Regions from separate parts of the Homo sapiens genome. Here region 2 is linked to region 1. The links are chromatin loops, found by intact Hi-C in ENCODE. Cell type or tissue: Calu3. All regions are shown on one strand. Each heading gives the region's core, and the rest is flanking DNA. Links, peaks and the distances in the headings are about the cores only.

The links. Peaks named below come from ENCODE experiments on the same cell type or tissue, not always from the same donor. Only the 100,000 strongest peaks of a DNase experiment are listed, where the experiment ranks them.
Region 2: it touches region 1 in a loop (6-fold over the local background); 4 of 110 quality-filtered maps call a loop at or near these places.

What each region holds. Positions count from the first base shown.
Region 1 is chr18:36,944,021-36,953,187 of GRCh38, forward strand. All of the region lies in intron 5 of KIAA1328, which reads left to right. Among named protein-coding and RNA genes, the nearest start is that of KIAA1328, 120 kb to the left of the region's middle. RefSeq lists an enhancer at 3,907-4,541. In Calu3, for the core only: no CTCF peak of the experiment used is centred there; a DNase peak (open chromatin) is centred at 4,011.
Region 2 is chr18:37,249,694-37,258,860 of GRCh38, forward strand. CELF4 (CUGBP Elav-like family member 4) reads right to left here. Exons shown (of 13, transcript NM_020180.4): 12 at 4,074-4,245. The coding sequence ends at 4,118. Among named protein-coding and RNA genes, the nearest start is that of SNORA111, 210 kb to the right of the region's middle. RefSeq lists enhancers at 1-344, 345-845 and a silencer at 4,366-4,515. In Calu3, for the core only: no CTCF peak of the experiment used is centred there; DNase peaks (open chromatin) are centred at 2,218, 3,868, 4,398, 7,238 and 1 weaker place.

The DNA.
Region 1 (9,167 bases), core at 573-8,572:
TTGTTATTTAAGTGTAAAAATTCAACATTATGATTTGAAAATACTGAAAATGATTGGAAGAATTGGATGTTTATCAATTGTCTTACCTACACTTCATAAACTATATAGTACCAAATATGTGTGCATACTCTACTGGATAATAATCATGTTTGTAAAATGGGACTGCTGTAGAACCTCATGTCATACTGTTTTTCTTGAATAGCTAAGAAGTAGAAATTTGGGGATCTCCAGCCTCTGTATTGAATTTGAAGCTGTGGTAGAATATAAGGTCATGGGGGCCAGGCGCGGTGGCTCACACCTGTAATCCCAGCACTTTAGGAGGACAAGGCGGGCGGATCACAAGATCAGGAGATCGAGACCATCCTGGCTAACACGGTGAAACCCCATCTCTACTAAAAACACAAAAATATTAGCCAGGCATGGTGGCGGGCGCCTCTGTTCCCAGCTACTCAGGAGGCTGAGGCAGGAGAATGGCGTGAACCCGGGAGGCGGAGCTTGCAGTGAGCTGGGATCACGCCACTGCATTCCAGCCTAGGCAACAGAGTGAGACTCTGTCTCAAAAAAAAAATACAAGGTCATGGGGAAGTAGCACAAACAGAGTAGGTTCTTGGACATTATCTTAGGGAGTATGTCCATTTAATGATGGGTAAAGAAAAGGATATCAGTGAAAGAGATTTAAGGAGCAATCAGTAAGGAAGAAACAGAATGAACCAGTAACTGCGAAACCAGGAGAGGAGATCTGTTGAAGAAGGAAGTGACCAGCAAAGAGGATAAAACCCCAAATCAGGTTGTTACATTTAACAATTAATAGATTAAAGAATACTTGTCAAGAATCCAGTTTAAATAGAGTGAGTGATGGAAAACATATAGGGCCAAAAAGTAAACTGGAACTGAGGAAACAGAGACTGTGAATATAGATTAATTTTTTGAGAACTTTGGTAATAATGAGGAAGAGGGAGAGATGTTGGCAGCTTAAGAAGAAAGCTTTGTTTGAGAAAGGCTTTTCTTAAGATAAACATGAATGCTTATGGACAGTAGCAAAAAGCTTTTGGCTCAGGGATTGTTCTTTTAAATGTTTATGGGCTAACTTATGTAGTATTCATAGTATTAAAATAGTAAAGTAAAACCTAGCCCCTTGATTTTAGTGATATTGTGAAACTTTTGTCTTTGAGTATTTTTGGGCTATTCCTCTATAACATTTCTTGAATGGAGGGTAAAACAAAAAATCTGGTTCTTTACCAGTGTTTCAGAATCATTCTGCTGAACAGTCCACATAAGCTTAATTATATTAAGAACCATTGAAGTAAAGTTGTTCATAAAATTTTTTTTGCCTTAGTCTTTGTGGCATTTGCTGAGTTTAGACAATAACCGCCCCCCCCACGAAGTTACTTAATTTTTCTCTGAGCAGTAATTTACATGTGTGATCAATAGCCTCAGTCATTTTCAAAGAGACAAGTAATGAAATATTCCTACTACTTTTAAAATTTTAACCTTAAGATGATAACTGTGATTCCATTGTATAAGAACTCTCCTTTTTCACTTCAGTTAATACAGTTTTATTGAATGTGTTTGATTTTCACTTAGAATTATTAATACTGGGTGATATTTTCATACTACATTACAGAGTACTTGCAACTCTGGTGAGAATGCTGTTCCCCAAGGCCATAGCTAATGGTCTAGCAATGTTAAACTGAATTTAGAAATGATACTGTAAACTTATGCTTAAAAGTGTGGGTGGGTGATATAGAAGATGAGTATCTTTTTGGAAATAGAAGAGAGAGGGTGTGGTTGTTTCCTTCTCATGGACTCTTCCCCCAGTATAAATTCTTAAGCACTACAGGTAGTATTTGCTAATTGTTATTACATGTTGAATATCCTGTATCCAAAATTCTTGAGGCCAGAAGTGTTTCAGATTTTGGATTTTTTTAGATCTTGCGGTATTTGCAATATACTTACCAGTTGAACATCCCTAATCCGGAAATCCAAAATGCTGCAATGAGCATTTCTTCTGGACATTATGTTCATGCCCAAAACATTTCAGAGTTTGGAGTATTTCTAATTTTGGATTTCAGATTAGGGATATTCAACCTATACTTCAGTAGTTAGCCAAAATAGAAATGTTACACTGCCCTAAAAATTCAGAATGCTGCTTCCTTTTAAAGAAGAAAGTGGATTATTTTACATCTCTTATTTTACTTTCTATATGCTTCCTTCCAAAACAAAAACAGTTGACCAAAACAGATAAAATAAACACAGAAAGACATACCAAGAATGACTTAAAGGGAGGAAGCAAAGGAGTCCAATAATGTATTACATTTCAACATAAAGGAGAAGGATGGGCCTCCTCTCACTGGTGTGAAAGAGGGTTCTTAGAGATGATTGATACGCATACCGTAAGTATGTTCCCTGGACCAGCAACATCAGCATTACTCAGAAGCTTGTTAGACCCTACCTCAGATCTACTGGATCAGAATTTGCTTTCCAACAAGACCCACAGGTAATTCTTTTGTACATTACATTTTAAGGAATGCTGCTCTAGTGGTTCTAAGACTTTATTCTAAATCTCAGCTCACTGCTAGGTTATCCTTGGATAAGTTATTAACCATTCTGTGCTGCAGATTTATTTGTAAAATGAGATTAATAATAGTACATAATGGGTTTTTTCTTTTAATAAGAATTAAATATAATCTCTTTAAATTAAATATAATGTTAGTCCCTCACCTTCAAGTAGAGGTTATACTGAGCTATTCAAAGATACTGTGGTTCAGGCATCCGTTCCTGGTGATAGGTGCTTAATTGTGAAATAGGTGATGATAGTATCTTATTCTTAAAAGAGAACTCTGATGAAATCTCTGAAGAAGGGAGAGATGACAAGCATAAAAATGATAGCACTGGAAGATGAAATACTGTATATGAGGAACACTTGATGTCACTGGATTGCTTCGTGTGGGAGAAAGAAGATTGAGGGACCACTTAAACTCGGTTTACATTTCCACTAAGAAATGAATTGTTAGGCTCCTGTAATCCCAGCTACTCGGGAGGCTGAAGCAGGAGAATCGCTTGAACTTGGGAGGTGGAGGTTGCAGTGAGCCGAGATCACGCCACTGCACTCCAGCCTGGGCGACAGAGCAAGACTCCGTCTCCTAAAAAAACCAGAAATGAATTGTATTACATGGTAAGATAAAATAGTTCAAGGAGACAAATATAGGAATGTTGATAAAAAGAGTCAAACTCTGTAAAACATTTAAGGAGGCTTATTATGTGCCAAATATGGGTGACCAAGGCCTGTGACACAGCCCCAGGATGTCCTGAGAACCTGTGCCCAATGTGATTGGGTGACAGCTTGATTTTATACATTTTAGGGGGACAAGTTACTGGCAGACATAAATCAATACATGTAAAGTGTACATTGATTCAGTCTGGAAAGGTGGGACAACTCGGGCTTTTAGGTCATAGGTGGATTCACGGATTTTCTGATTGGGAGTTGGTCAAAAGAGTTAAGTTATTATCTAAAGACCAGGAATCAATAGAAAGGAGTGTCTGGGTAAAGATAAGGGGTTGTGGAGACCAAGGTTTTTTGCAGGTTTTTATTATGCCTCATAGGTGGCCACCCTTAGAGGCAATTGATGGCAAGTGTTTTCTGTTCAAATGTTTCAAAGGTGCTAGACTGGCAGCTAATCTCTTCAGGAACAGAAGAACTGGAAAGGGAGGAGGATTCTCAACATAATGTAGATTTTCCCCACAAGAGATAGCTTTGCAGGACCATTTCAAAATATGTCAAAGAAATATATTTTGGGGTAAAACACTTTGATTTTTTTCAGGGCCTGGTATCTATCATATACTTGACTCTATACTAGAGTCAGGTTGGAATTTGATATCTCATTGCTGCAGAGAGACTGCTTTGCCAGTCTTAAGATCTCTGTTTTAATGTTAATGTTGGTCAATTGTGCCTGAATTCCAAAGGGATGAGGGTATAATGAGGCGTGTTTGACCTCCCCTTCCCATCATGGCCTGAACTTGTTTTTCAGGTTTACTTTGGAATGCCCTCGGCCAAGAGCGGCCTTCATTCAGTCAGTTGAGGGGCTTAGAGTTTTATTTTTGCAGGAGTATGAAGAAAGAGAGGTATCATGTGTATTGAAATGGATAGCTCATGAAATGTTTTCATTTAATGGTAAGAACAAATCTCTTCTGTTTGAAGATCGGAAGTAGAATGACATGACTTTTTGTTTGTTTGTCTTTTGTTTTTTTTTTTTTTTTTTTGAGACAGAGTCTTACTCTGTCTCCAGGCTGGAGTGCTGTGGTGCGATCTCGGCTCACTGCAACCTCCAACTTCTTGGTTCAAGTGATTCTCCTGCCTCAGCCTCCTGAGTAGCTGGGATTACAGGCATGCGCCACCACGCCTGGCTAATTTTTGTATTTTTAGTAGAGATGGAGTTTCACCATGTTGTCCAGGATGGTCTCAATCTCCTGACCTCGTGATCCTCCCACCTCGGCCTCCAAAAGTGCTGGGATTACAGGCATTAGCCACCACGCCTTTTTTTTTTTTTTTGAGACAGTCTCACTCTGTTGCCCAGGCTGGAGTAAAATGGCACGATCTCAGCTCACCGCAACCTCTACCTCCTGGGTTCAAGCGATTCTCCTGCCTCAGCCTCTTGAGTAGCTCAGATTACAGGCATGCGCCACCACGCCCAGCTAATTTTGTATTTTTAGTAGAGACGGGGTTTCTCCATGTTGGTCAGGCTGGTCTTGAACTTCCAACCTCTGGTGATCCGCCCGCCTCGGCCTCCCAGAGTGCTGGGATTACAGGCGTAAGCCACTGCGACATGACTTTTTTTAAAGAGCTTTCAGTCTGTTTCTCGTGTTTGGAGCTGGTAGTTTTCAGCCTGATATGTTTCACTATGCTTCACAAAGCATTATTCACACAACTTCACTGATCAGCCTTTTGGGGTCTGGAGAGCTTAGTGTGCAGACCATTTTCCATAGTCTATATTGTCAGGAATTTTCCCTTTTTGAAATTGGAAGTTTTTAAGTGTTAATTATTGTTGTGCAGTTCACTTGATAAGGAAGCTTCTTGGGGGAGAGGTATGATGGCAGCTTTTTTTCTTCTACAGTTCTAAGGTAGTTCTTGTAACCCATGAAAGGCTGAATTGCTTTAAAGCAGCCTTTCCAAAAGGGTAAAATATTTCTCCTTCGGGTCCAGCTGAAACATAGAACTTTTAAACAAAAAATAAATTTTTAAGCAAGTTAGAAGCAAGAGAAAATGCATGGTTTTTAATAGAAATGTTTTCTCAACCTTTAATGTCTACAGTGAATGCTGAAAATTTATATTTTCTTATTTTGTGAAAAGGAAACTATAAAAACATGAAATCAAAGTTCTGGTCCATCTGGCACATTGATAGCCTGCTTTTTAGGGTGTCTGGATTTAAACATTTAAATAAGTGTCCTTACCTTTAAAGTTGGAGAAATAAACCTTGGGTCTCCATTGTGTAGGTAGTTTCTAAAATCCATAGGGTCTAATGACCTGAGAAAAAGACAGAATGTAAAGCACCTCAATTTCAAGTCTGTTTCTACCCAGCTCCCCCCCCCCCACCCCCCGATCTTGATTTGCAATTCTGCAAGAAATAAGGTAGGGACTTAGATAACTCTAAAGGAGCTAGTTAAATACTCTAATTAGCTATCTTTCCGTGGCTCATGTTTTTGTTCAGGTGATCAAACAGAATGAATTACAGTCTAGAAGAGTCTGAGTGGGTCACTTGAGTCTTGTTTCCATCTTTAAGTGTCCAGAGCATTGAGTTTTCCACTGTTTTGTGCTTTATTACCCTCCCCCAATGGATTACTGTCATCAGGAAATTGAAAAATAACATGTTCATACACCGAATTTGCCATAAATTTTTCTTTTAGTTAAATGGAAGATTTCAGACTTGTATCAGTGGCTTGTGCTCTTGCACAGATCACAGCTTCATAAACAGGTGTAAATATTTATGTGAAATTCTTACCTAGCCCTGTGAACCACTTGATCTTGGAATCACTTTTTCTTTTTACAAACAATCCATTTTCAGTTGCATATATTATCAATGAGTCCTAAACTAGATATATAATTTAGACCTCAATTTTTATATCAGAAAATGTGTACTCTTTTTTTCAAAAGGGAGAAAAGAAAATGATTGTAAGGTGAGGAATTTGACGTGGTCAGAAACCATATTTAAGATGAGAAAATCTTGCTAGGTTAGAAAACATTTTAGTTTTTAATGAGTCAATATTTTAAGCATCTTCTTGGCTGGTTTAAAGGCCACATTGTCTATTTATGGTTTGTTTCCATTCCAAACTCAAAACCAACGTGAAAATTCAATAGGAGCTCCTTTACTTTTATTTCTATACTCATTCCTCTAACATTTTTAAAGTGCCTGCTGTGTGCTGAAGAGATACCAAGATTAGTACACTACGATTTCCAGGAAAACACAGTCTGCTTCAGGTGATAGTAATATAGTCAAATAATTTTAACTTTATGGTATTTACTATGATAAAGGTGCTTAACTCTGCCTGGGAGGTCAGTGAAAGCTTGGAGGAAGAGGTGACATAAAAATTAAGTTTTAATGGACAAGTAGGAATCTAGGATTAAGGGCGGGCAAAACATTCTAGGCAGAACGTTATGCCTAGAATGATATGCTATCTTAATATATGGCTTGTAGGCATTCAGAGTAAAGGAAGTACCTGCCATAGTGAAAATATTTGGGTTCAGTATTTCCCCCAAAGTCTGTGAGTAATGGATTGCTTTACAGTTGGAGCCAGATGGCCTTACCTCAGATTCTTACCCGAGGATGATCCTGAATAAAACATCTCTCTTTTGTAAAGCTTCTCTCCCTGACAAGAAAATAGCCTAACTGTTCATCTACCAAAACAGTCGGGGGAGATGATGGACAACCAAGTAATGTCAAACTGATGTTTTGCAAGGGTCACCAATGGCTTCTCAACTCAGTCTTTAACTGGGGTGGCTGCTTTTCAGCACTGGACACAGTCGACTTCATCTTTTTATTTATCTTTGTTATTTATCTTTTTTCTCTGCCTGTCCTTTACTTGTTGTTACATTGGCCTCCTTCTCGTCTCACAGTTGGAACATTCCTTTCTCTAAGAGGCTTTCCCTGGCTCCTTGACTATTTGGGTCCTTTTAGAAAGTGTTCCTACAGCACTACATAATGTTCTTGTCATTACTCTTCATTTGTTTTTCTTTGTGTTTGATTACCTGCCATTCTTTCTCCCTAAAGGAGATAGTGTTAGTCTTGTTCATTATTGTATGTCTGGCATCTCATTCAGTCTCAGATGTTACTGTACTCATTATATTTATTATTCAATAAATATTTATTGAGCACTTATGTAGGCTAAGGAATTCAGTAGTAAACAAAACAAAAATTCCTGCCCTTACAGACTTATTTGTTGAATGAATGAATGAGTGAATTAATGAACAAACAAAACCTGTACACTCCCTGGACAATTTTACCCACTCTCATGTCTTCAGCCACCACATATAAAGTGATTAACTCCCAAATGTCTATTTCTACTCAGACTTCTTTTCTGAATTTCACGCCCAGGGATCCAAGTGTCCCCTCTTCGCTATCTCCACTAAACTCTCCCAAGCATCTTTAACTCTGTGTTCTAAAGCTGCACTCTCCCCAGATCTTTTCTTTATTCTGCATTCTCTGTCTTATAAATGGAATCACACATCTGCTCATACATCTTGTCACCCAGTTCATAAGCTGACATTGCCTTAAATGTCCCTTTTTAACCCCTTATCCCTATTTTCTACCATTATTACTCCGGCTCATGCCCCTCTCATCTCTTGCTTAGACTTCTATAGTGATTTTCTAATTGGTTGCTTTTATTCTAGTCTTAAGCCCTCTCATCCATCCTTTACTCTCCTACCAGAGGTATCTTTATGAAATGCAAATTAGCTGTAAGTCATCAGTGACTTAAATAGAGATAAAATCTAAACAACTTAGGGTAACATTTGAGATCTAGCCCCTGTTGATCTCTGTAGCCTCTTCACTCATTCTGTCCCACTCAGGACCAGTTAACCATCCATGCCATGCTTCTTGCAGTTCTCTTAATGTACATATTGATCATTTTTTTCTTTCCTTTGATCCTGGTGATTTCTCAGCCAGGGGTACTGCACAGCCTACCTACCTGGTACATCTATATACTTCTTTTCCAAAATTTGTTTTCAATGTCACATGTTCTCTGGAGCCTTTCCTAACTTCCCTCCAGTGTGGTCAAAGTGAACTACTCACCCCACCTTTTTAAAATCTCCATTGTACTCTAGTGTATAAATGTTTCTCCTGGAACATGTTATCCTTATTTGTTTAAATCTCTCCCTCTCTCTAAGCCTTGATGTCTTTTTTTTTTAAAAAATGTATTGAATATATACTTTGTGCCCTGCACTATGCTAAGTGTTCTTCATTTATTTATATCATTTACATTTGCAGTTGCCCTGTGAGGTGAGGTAGATATTATCCCCAGATGAAGATGTCAGAGAAGTTAACTGCCCTAAGTTATATCATTACTAAGTACCAGAGTTACGATTTGAGCCAAGAATGTTGGACTGACACCTAAGTCTATGCGTTTACTGAATCCACAGTACTGCCTTTGTACGTCTTATGCCTGTTACATTGTATTCAGAAAACATTTGTTAAATGACTGGAAGAAAGCTTGGCGGGTCTTTTTTGCATGGCCTTTTCGCTGTCTTGTGTGTGCCTCTCCCTGGCTCCAAGGACAGTTCTGGTTAGTATATGATCAGATCATAGTAACAGTTTGTCACCTGACTTACTGACCAAGGACTCGTGATTGTAGAGAACTCTTAGGAGGCTGACCTGATGCTCAAGTTTCTGCTTCTCACATGATAATTTGTGGTAGAGGTAGGAAGACAAGAAGAGACTGAGTAATAGTAGAAAGAGAGAAACACAAAAAAAGCAAACAACAAAAACCAAAACCAAAAAAAAAAAAGTTTTCCTGCAATGTTTTATTATGATAACTTTCAAATATATAGAGAGTTGACAATATGGCATTGAAACACTGTGTACCTTCTACCTAGATTTCAGTGGTTGGCATTGCCTATATCTGCTTTGCCCCCTCTCGTGTGTGTGTATTTTTAATACATATATCATAAATATAAATAT
Region 2 (9,167 bases), core at 357-8,356, 310 kb after region 1:
GGGGTGGAGGCTCACAGAGCACAGCCCTAGGTGTGGCAGTGGGATCACTGACCGGCATGGTGAAGTCCAACTCACCGAGCTGGGTGAGGAAATTATGGCCAAGCTGAACCAATTCAGATCTCAGGTCCTAAAATCAGCTGGTCTCAAGCAAAGGAGGGCCAGGCCGAAAGCTACAGCCTGGCCCTGTATAGGTCAGACCCAAAGCACCTGTGCCTGCAAAGCCTGGACCCGACACTCTCCAAAAGCATACTCAGAGCCAGAGTCACAGGACTCACTGGGGTCAGGACAAGATGCTTGGTGCACTCTCCAGCCATAGAACTGGAGTGCTAGAAGTCTGAGAACCTGGCCTGCTGCTGGGGCCCAGTGTGTCTGGTAAGCAGTGGCGGAACAAGGGGCTCAGAGGCCAATCTCTGAGCTGGGCGGGGCCAGGCTGGGTGTGTTCTGCCCGCTGGCTATGGACCTGGCCACATGCATGTTTTTGCCTACTCTTCCTGCCTTTGCTTCCTTCCTTATTTATTTCCTGGCAAAGATTGCTTAGAGAAACTCCAGTCTTAGCACAAGACAACAAACCCAAGCCACCAGAGGGGTAGGGCAGTGGGGAAGCAGAAAACCCGCCAGGAAGGAGAGTCACTGACTCCAACCCTAATCCCACCCCACTCAGGACCTTGCTTCATGGAACCAAAGCCCAACTGTACTCCCCACAGCTGCCCTGCCTAGGCCCTTCTCCCTCCCCTAGGTCTGTCCCCACTCCCTTCTGACTTGGCCTTAGAAAGCCTGCACCACCATGGGGCAGCTGCCCTAGCCCTGAGGTCCCCCTTCCACCTCCCACTTTGCTCCCAGCTATGGCTGGTCCCTCGGCCCCTGCTCAGGCTTCCTGCCCTTCTGAGCACCTGGGGCTGCAGCTCAGGCCTCAGCACAAATGAATACCCTTTACTGGCCTGTGATACCAGGCAGTATTTTAGCTGATTTTTTGTGCCTTTTCCTCCCTCGCTGGCAGTCCGAGGGCAGCCACTTCTCATTGAGCCACTGCCTCAAGGCAGTCCCCAAGGCTGCCTTGAGAAGCTCTCTATCTCTTCTTAGCAACCGCCTTCTATTAGAGCTTCCAACAGTCTTGGGCTGGGAAGCCTGACAGCACCATTCGTTAAAATACTGTCTAAATGAAAATTAAATGTCAACCTTACTGTAGGAGTTATGTGACATAGTAGTTTTTTAAAGGACTGCTTAGTAGAAAGGAGGTGGTTAGATGGCTGACCCCAGAAAAGTGAGGTGTCATATGTACTCCCTCAGGACATTCAGGGTACTCTGGGGTAATAGGTTGGGGTGAGGGTAGGGTGGGGCTTCTCATTCTCCTCACTTGAAGGGGAGAAGGCTCCCTGGCTTCAAAGCTTGGCTCTGTGACTCACTAGCTGATGGGCAAGCTACTTAATCTCTCTGTGCCCCATCTGTGAAATGGAAATACTAACACTACCTACCTTATAGGTAGTTGTAGCTATGTAGTTAACATCTCCTAGTTGTTACTTCTCGGAGCAGTGCCTGGTGCATGGTAAGCACTGTGTGAAGGTCTAGGGTTCTAATCTTTCTGCCCTTTGCATGCCCTGGTGGAAGAACCGACTCTGTGTTTTAAACCACTCCTCCCAAGCCCCCACCCCAACTCTGAATGCCAGCTGGTTCAACCCTGTGGGCACTTCTGACCTTATATCCCAAACAATAAACCTGCCTTCTCACTCCTTCATCTGGGAATTCTTCTAACCTAGAGGTTTTATCCTGGCTTGAGCCAAGGAGGCTAAGACAAGCTACTTTCAGGGGTGCCCCTTGGAATCTCGGGACATGACCCTGCCTGATTCATATCCCCCTAACCCCCAAATCCTCTAGTTGACTCTAACACCTTAGTCTCATTAATGAGAAAAAAGAAGCCCAAAGAGGACAAGCACCCTAACCCAGGTCACACCTTAATGGCAGAGCTATGCTGATTTAAGAAAAAGTGTCCTATATACAGAAAAAGCTGCTTTCACGAAACCGTCCCTCCATTCCTATGGAAATGCCCCCATCTGCAAGCTGCCTCCTGGTGTCTGTGTGTGCACAGAGCCAGAAGCTCCTCGAGGGCAGGGATGGTGACTCATTCATCCTTGCATCCCCCACACTGGGCCCAGTGCCTGGCACAAGAAGGTGCCCAAACTCTGAATAACATGTGTGTTTGCATCTGGACACAAGCCAGAAATGGGCAAGGATGGGAAACAAGCCAGAAATGGGCAAGGATGGGAAACCAGGAGGCAGGAAAGACTGGTTTTGCTTTTCCAGGATTGCAGAGAGTGGAGGCACAAGCACTCCCCCAGAGAGAAGGCCCCTGCTCTCTGAGGGTGAGAGTTGCTACTTCTGGGTGGAGGAAGGGTGTTCTGCTGGTATCTGTACCCCAGCACTGGGTGGAAGATTTGAGGGGAGACTGGGAAGCTGGAGACCTCCCTCCCAAACTCTGGACTGTGAAACTCAAATGTGTATTTTTCACATGCCTGATCTTTCTCCCAATCCCTCTGTTCTTCCAGTGACTTGGGCCAAAAGCCTGGGACTCATCCTTGGCTCCTCTTTCAAAATACACCTAGAAATTAATTCCTTCACATCTCATCAACTGCTGTGACACTGGACTGAGTGGTCAGTGCAGTAGACCTATGCTTTGGCCCCCTACAAGCTATTGTCAACACAGAAGCCAGGGTGACCCCACTGAAATGCAAGTTACCCATCACTCTCCTATTCAGAACTCTCCAATGCTCTCTCCATCTCCCATTTCAGAGAAGAGACCAAAGTCCACGCAGTGGCCTTCAAGGCCCCACACCAGGTGGCCCTCCTCACTCTCCCAGCAACCCAGTCTCTTGCTGTTCCTACTCCACTCTGCAGCCCCACCTTGCAGCCTCCATACTGACTGTTCCCTCAGAGGCGGGGGCATGGCTGCTTCCCTCACCTTCTATGCTCCAATTCACTTCCTCAGTGAGATCTACACTGACCATGTGGTTTAACTGTAGCCAACAATCTCGACATACTAGATCATATTCTTTGATCACACGTCATTGTTTATTGTCTGTCTCCACCTTCTCAATCTTGCTCACTGCTGAACCCCAAGTACCTAACACAGTAGCTGGCACACAATACTGCTGAATAAATGGAGGAACATGGGCAGGGAGGGGCGGTCAGAGGGCAGCAGGGTGCTGAGCTGGAAAGGCCCGAAAGGAGCCTTCACCTCTGCTCTGTGAAGAAGCCGAGGCTGCAAGAGCCACAGCACTGGGGGAAACCATTCTGAAGGTTGACTTTTGATGTCCTGGGGAATCTCCCCCCATTCTTTCTGCAGGAAGAACTTTGCTCAGGGGAACACGTGGGCTGGAAGAGGCGTGGCTGACTGTGTCTTCAGCTCCTAGGCAGGACCCAGCCCAGCAGAAAAGGTAACAACGACCACTCATCATGACCCGTGTGGGGCAGGCAGGGCCCGGGATCTCAGTGCTGTACCATCACCCTCCTCAGCTTTCATCCCATCCTGCTTTGTTTCTTAGTAAAGTTCCCTTTGAAAGATCCTGTCCTTCCTCTCTTCACTGAGCTATGGGGAAAGACAGGGGTGCAGGGGTCAAGTGTCTAAAGGCTACCAGCCCTCCTGGAAGAACTGGGGAGGAGAGAGCCGGGGGTCTGGGAGCAGGCCCCGCGGGCGGCTGCAGCTCTTCTGGGTAGAGCCTGTTCTGCCCCCAACCTCCCTCAGCCTGAGCTTGCCACCTGTTCACCCCAGGGTTCTCTGGCCAACAGGACTGCCAATGTAGACCCGGAGGCGCAGGCCCAGGGCTCGCCTCACCCGCCCGGAGTGGCTCCCTCACTCCTGCCCCTGGTGGCCCTGCCACAGGGAAATGGCCAGGCCCATTTCTGCCGGGGTGACGGCAGCTCTGCGCCTGGCCCGAGGAGCAGGGCGAGGAGCAGGTTGAGCCGGGCGCAGCGGGTCCAAGGCACCAGTGAGGGTCCGGCCCACGGAGGCCGGAGGAGGCGGCGGGTCCGTCTGGTTCCCTCCCAACCCCCGTCCCCGCGCCCCGGCCGCCCCCGGTTACCTGTGCGAGTCCTGGTCTCCCCCGGGGGACGCTCCCGCCGGCGCTCAGTACGGGCGATTGGCGTCTTTGGGCCGCTTCAGCTGCACCTTGAGCCTCTTCATGCCGATCTGGAAGCCGTTCATGGCCTGGATGGCGGTCTGCGCGCTGGCCGGGTTGTCGAAGCTCACGAAGCCTGGCGAGACACGAGGGACGAGGGCCTGGGTTTCCACGGGGCCGCCCGGGGCGCTGCCGGCGGGGAGGGGTCGGGGGACAGGGGGGCGGGGCGGGCCTGAGGCTCTCCCCCTCGGGCCCCGCCCCCGGCCCCGCCCCGGTGCCCGCCCCTCTCCAGCCCGCGCGCGCGTGCTAGGCCCCTCCGGGGGCAGGCGCTGGCGGGGACCCGGCTCGCTGACCTGCGCCTAGTCTCTGGCCGCGTCACTCGCCCGGCGCCCGCTCCCCAAGTGGGGCCCGCGGCCGGGCGGCGCTGGGAGAGGCGCCCGCCCCCCACCCCCGCCGGCCCCGGCACCTCAGCCCTCGCCTCGGCGGGAGAGGGCGGACACACCTGCGGGTGGAGGAGTTTATTGGACACTGTCCTCCCTGACAGGAGGGGGCCTGGCAGCGCGCGGGCACAGGGTGCCGGCCTGGGGAGAGAGACGAGTGCGAGGGGCCGGGAGGGAGGCGCCGCCGAGAAACTTCTCCACCGCCGGCCCGGCCGCCCCCCTCGCCACCGCAGGTGCCCGGCTGTCGGAGGAGGCCCAGAGGCTGAGCCCTCGCGGGCCCTCCGCCCCCACTCCCGGCCTCTGCCCGCCCCGCCAGGCTCCGGGTGGGCCCTGGGCGTCACCTCGCCCCGGGCGCCGTCGGCACCTCTCTTCTCCACGCCCTGCGCCGTGGACTAAGCACGCACCAGCTGATATGTCCATAACAAGTCACAAGACCATCAGTGCAAATCAGGCCACAGCCCTCCGTGCAGAAGCGCTTCCCACGCGTTCACTCCTGTGCCCAGATGGCATGCAGAACCTTGCGGCTCCCAGGCCCAACCGCGCAGGTCCCAGATGGGCACAGGTCATGTTCCCAAAATGAGGTCAGAAGTCACCTTTGGGGAACTCTGAATGCATCTCTTCATACAGACAACATTTTACATCAGCATTTCCCAAACTGGCCCTAATAGGTGCTCCTCGAGAAAGGGCTTGTGTGGTCAGGAGGTTTAGAGCCAGGCCCACTGGGCCAGTGCAGCATATCAACAAATAACGTCCCCTCCCTCACCGAGTTGTAGTAAATGAACCTTTATAGCTTTGTTTAATCTAGTATTTCCTTGAATTCATTCGACTTTAGAGGCCTTTTCTCCTGTAAAAAGGACTTAGATCCTGCAAAATATATGAAAGCTTGGCGAGATACTGAGGCGTTCCCATGAACGTGCCCGTTGCGTAATGGTCCCCAAATGGCCATTAGGTATAAGACAGAGATGCACAGCCACCCGGGAGTGAAGTAGAAGCCGTCTTCTCAGTTTATTGTCTGTGGTACCTCGGGCCTGCCTTGGGACTTCTCTCCAAGAAAGAGAGCCCTTCCTCACTTTCCCTACCTGCTGGTTCTTTTTCCCTCTTTCCCTCTGCCCCAGATGCTGCCTCCATCGTCTCTTTCTTTCTCTCCTCTCCTTCCTGCCTTGCTCAAGTTTGCTCCTACAGCCGAACAAGCGCAACAATTGGTCAGAGCTGGGCCCAGAGCAACAAAACTAACCTCTGTATAAATATAGATACCAGAATAAATAGGGAGAATTTCAGCTGATCCATACGAGATTCGCCTCCAGCCATATTTCCACCAGCTCCCCTCAGCCCCTCCTGGCCCGTCCCCACCTCCGCTGACCTGTATGTCTAATCACTAAAGTCAAGTTACGTCAAGTAAAAGTCAAGTACTTAGTAAACCAGAGCAGTTTTCAAATATGTGAATTGTGTGTTGATACTGCTTTCCCCAGAATAAGGAAGGTGGCTGGACAAAAGCCTGTCCCTGCCAGGACAAGGTAGCCTGACTATGGGGGACATGCTGCCCCTCATTCTTCTCATCATCCACCTGAGCTCAAAGAAGGGAGGGGAAAGAAGATAAAAAGGGCTGGAGGAGCTGTCTAGGGCACAGGCGTAGCGGCAGGCAGAACCACTGTGTGGGGAGGGCAGAGAGGAAGTTCTGGAGGAGGGCAGAAGCCCAGCCTTCCTGGAAGAGTTTAGAGGTCCTCGGAAGCCCGAGAGTTGAGAAGCAGTCCAGGGTCAAGGGAATTTTTCTTCCCTTGAACTGTTAGTAACTGGCTAGCAGTCTGAGCAGGGTCCCTCCCCTGCAGACTGGAGGCCCCTGTGGCAGGGCTCTGGGCACTGTCTCCCAAGTTCATGGTTCCAGGACCGTCTTCCTTCTTCCAGAGCTACCTCTCCTTCCCTCCTCCTATCCTCAGAAGGTTTCTGCTCCCAGGCCCTGTGGGAAGGCCCGCAGATAGAATCCCCCTATGGTATTCCCCCAGCCCTCCTTCCAACATAGGAACATTTGTGCTAGACATGCCCTCATGAAGGTATCTGGAAGATTCTGCTCATAAATTTACACATGTGCTTATAAAGAGTGAATGTGGCCTTTGAGGAGTTCACTTTAACATAGGGCCACTTTTATAGCAAAAATAGCACTTTAAGAACAAAGGGGACCTAGCACTTCCTGAGGGTCTGCCCTGGGTAAGCTCCCTCACAGCATCCCTGGGGCGATGATTAAAATCCCCTTTTCACAAAGGAAGAGATTGAGGCTCACAGGGTTAAATGACTTGTCCATGAGGGAATGCTGAAGTTAGGTATCACTTTATTTTATTTTTATTTATTTATTTTGTTATTTATTTTTGAGACGGAGTATTGCTATGTCACCAGGCTAGAGTGCAGTGGTGTGATCTCGGCTAACAGCAACCTCCCTTCCTGGGTTCAAGCAGTTCTCCTGCCTCTACCTCCTGAGTAGGTGGGATTACAGGCGCACACCACCACATCCAGCTAATTTTTGTATTTTTAGTAGAGATGGAGGTTCACCATGTTGGCCAGGCTGGTCTCGAACTCCTGACCTCAAGTGATCTGCCCGCCTCAGCCTCCCAAAGTGCTGGGATTATAGGCATGAGCCACTGCACCCAGCCTAGGTTTCACTTTAAAGGCCTCTGGGATATTGGCAGAAAGCTCAGCTGCCTGGTGAGAGAGAGAACCCAAGTGGCTTAACCAGGAACAGCTGGGCTGGACCAGCATCTCAGGAGTCTGTCCTTTTTTCAGGGCTGGTATGCTCGACATCAGAAATTTGTTCAAGAGAGGAGAGCTAGATTAGAGGTATACTAATTAGAGAGAAAAAAAAACTGTAGTCCTGGCTAATTTAAGTGGGCTAACAGCTTAAAGAGGGTAGTGCTTAGAGCAGACTGCAAGGAAATGCCTTTGGAAAGCCGGACTGCACCCACACCCGGGATGGTGCAAATATGCCAAGCCCAGCTATGGCTGGAGACTAAACCTGTTCCAGCAGAGGCGCCCAGAGCTTCCTGGGCTCTCAGCAGCGCTCTTCTCATTTATGTAACATTTGGGACTTCCTTAAAGAGCAGATGCAACTGATTTCCAGCTTGTTGTTTTTACATACATAACTGTAATTCATAAGGAGAAATACCAAAGAGTGGAGGACTGCAACCCTGTCTTTTGCTTCTGCTTTGTTTTTCCACACCCAGAGAGAAATGAGCTGCTGGGGCAACTCCATGCCATTGAAAGACCACAAGTTTCCTGTGGCAGCTCCAGAGGGGAAGGGACAATGGTGCAAAGATCTTGACTACTTTGGGGAACATGCTCCGAATCCTCAAGCCCTTCATGATTCCAGAAGGTTGGACTCCAGACTGGAAACTCCTTAACATGCGCTTCCTGATGCTGCACTCCTGTCTCCTCTCCCCTCCACCACCCCCAAGCTGTGACCTGGGTTCCTTGCAACTCAACCTCCTACTCTCTCCTCCCAGCCCCAGAATCTGGGGGTCAGCCTGGAGATACTGAGTGTCTGGCAGACTCAGCTCTGGTTCCATATGTGGCTCTCTGGGGACTGGACTCTTCAGTCCTCATGACTTACGAAAGGGTCTGGCCCAGAAGGAACGGATGAAGGAGAAGGATGAGGAGGTCGGAGGGCAACAAGGAGGAGTGGAGGAGAAAGGGTGATATGAAATTCCAGGAGGAGGTCTGACGCTTGCTGGATAGGGTTGCCAGACTTAGCAAATAAAAACACGGGATGCCAGTTACATTTAAGCTTCACATCAACAATAAATACTTTTTACTGTAAGTACATACTTATACTAAAAATGTATCCTTTGTCTATCTGAAATTCAAATTTAACTGGCCATCTATATTTTATCTGACAGCCATACTTCTGGATGCTTTCGAGTTTTCCCTCTCCCATCTAACACCATGCCCTGAGCACATTTCCTGCAAACTGTATTTTTATTACTCTCAGCTCAAGGACCTCCCACCATTTCCACTGCCTACCACACCCCGTGAAACACCCCCCTCTGCATAGTGGAAACCCCCCAGCACAGACACCACACCCCCGCGCCTGGTCTCCCTCTCACTGTCCTCTGGCTCGTCTCACCCCAGCCCCATGCCTTCCTCATCCAATTCTCCCCACGTGGAGTTCCCTCCCTTCCTTTTTGTGTATTTATATCCATCTGCCTTCCTTGTCGTTTCATTATTAGGTGCCTCGCAGATTTCACTGCTATAAACATAATTTTCATCTAAGCTCAGCGCTTAGGCTTCCTGAGGGCAGGGACCAGTCTCCTCTTCCTGACTCCTCAACAATGCCCAGCTCTGGTGGCCTGAGGCAGGTGAGTGGGGAGGGCAGGAGGGGAGCAAAAAGCAGGGTAGACAGAGAAGGAGTTGGGGCAGGACAGAGAGCTGGAGAGAGGAGGCGAAGGGGTGGGCAGGAGAGGGGCCTGGCTAGGTGACTGCCCTGCCCAGGTGTCACGCTCTGATTTAGCCTCGGGCTCAGGCCAGGCCACTCTCACCATGAGAGGAGAGGGGCTACTGGGGGAATGGGTGTGGCTGGGCTCTGCCTGCTGCCCCTCCTACCCCTGTCAAGGTGGCCCCTTTCCCTTCTCAGTAG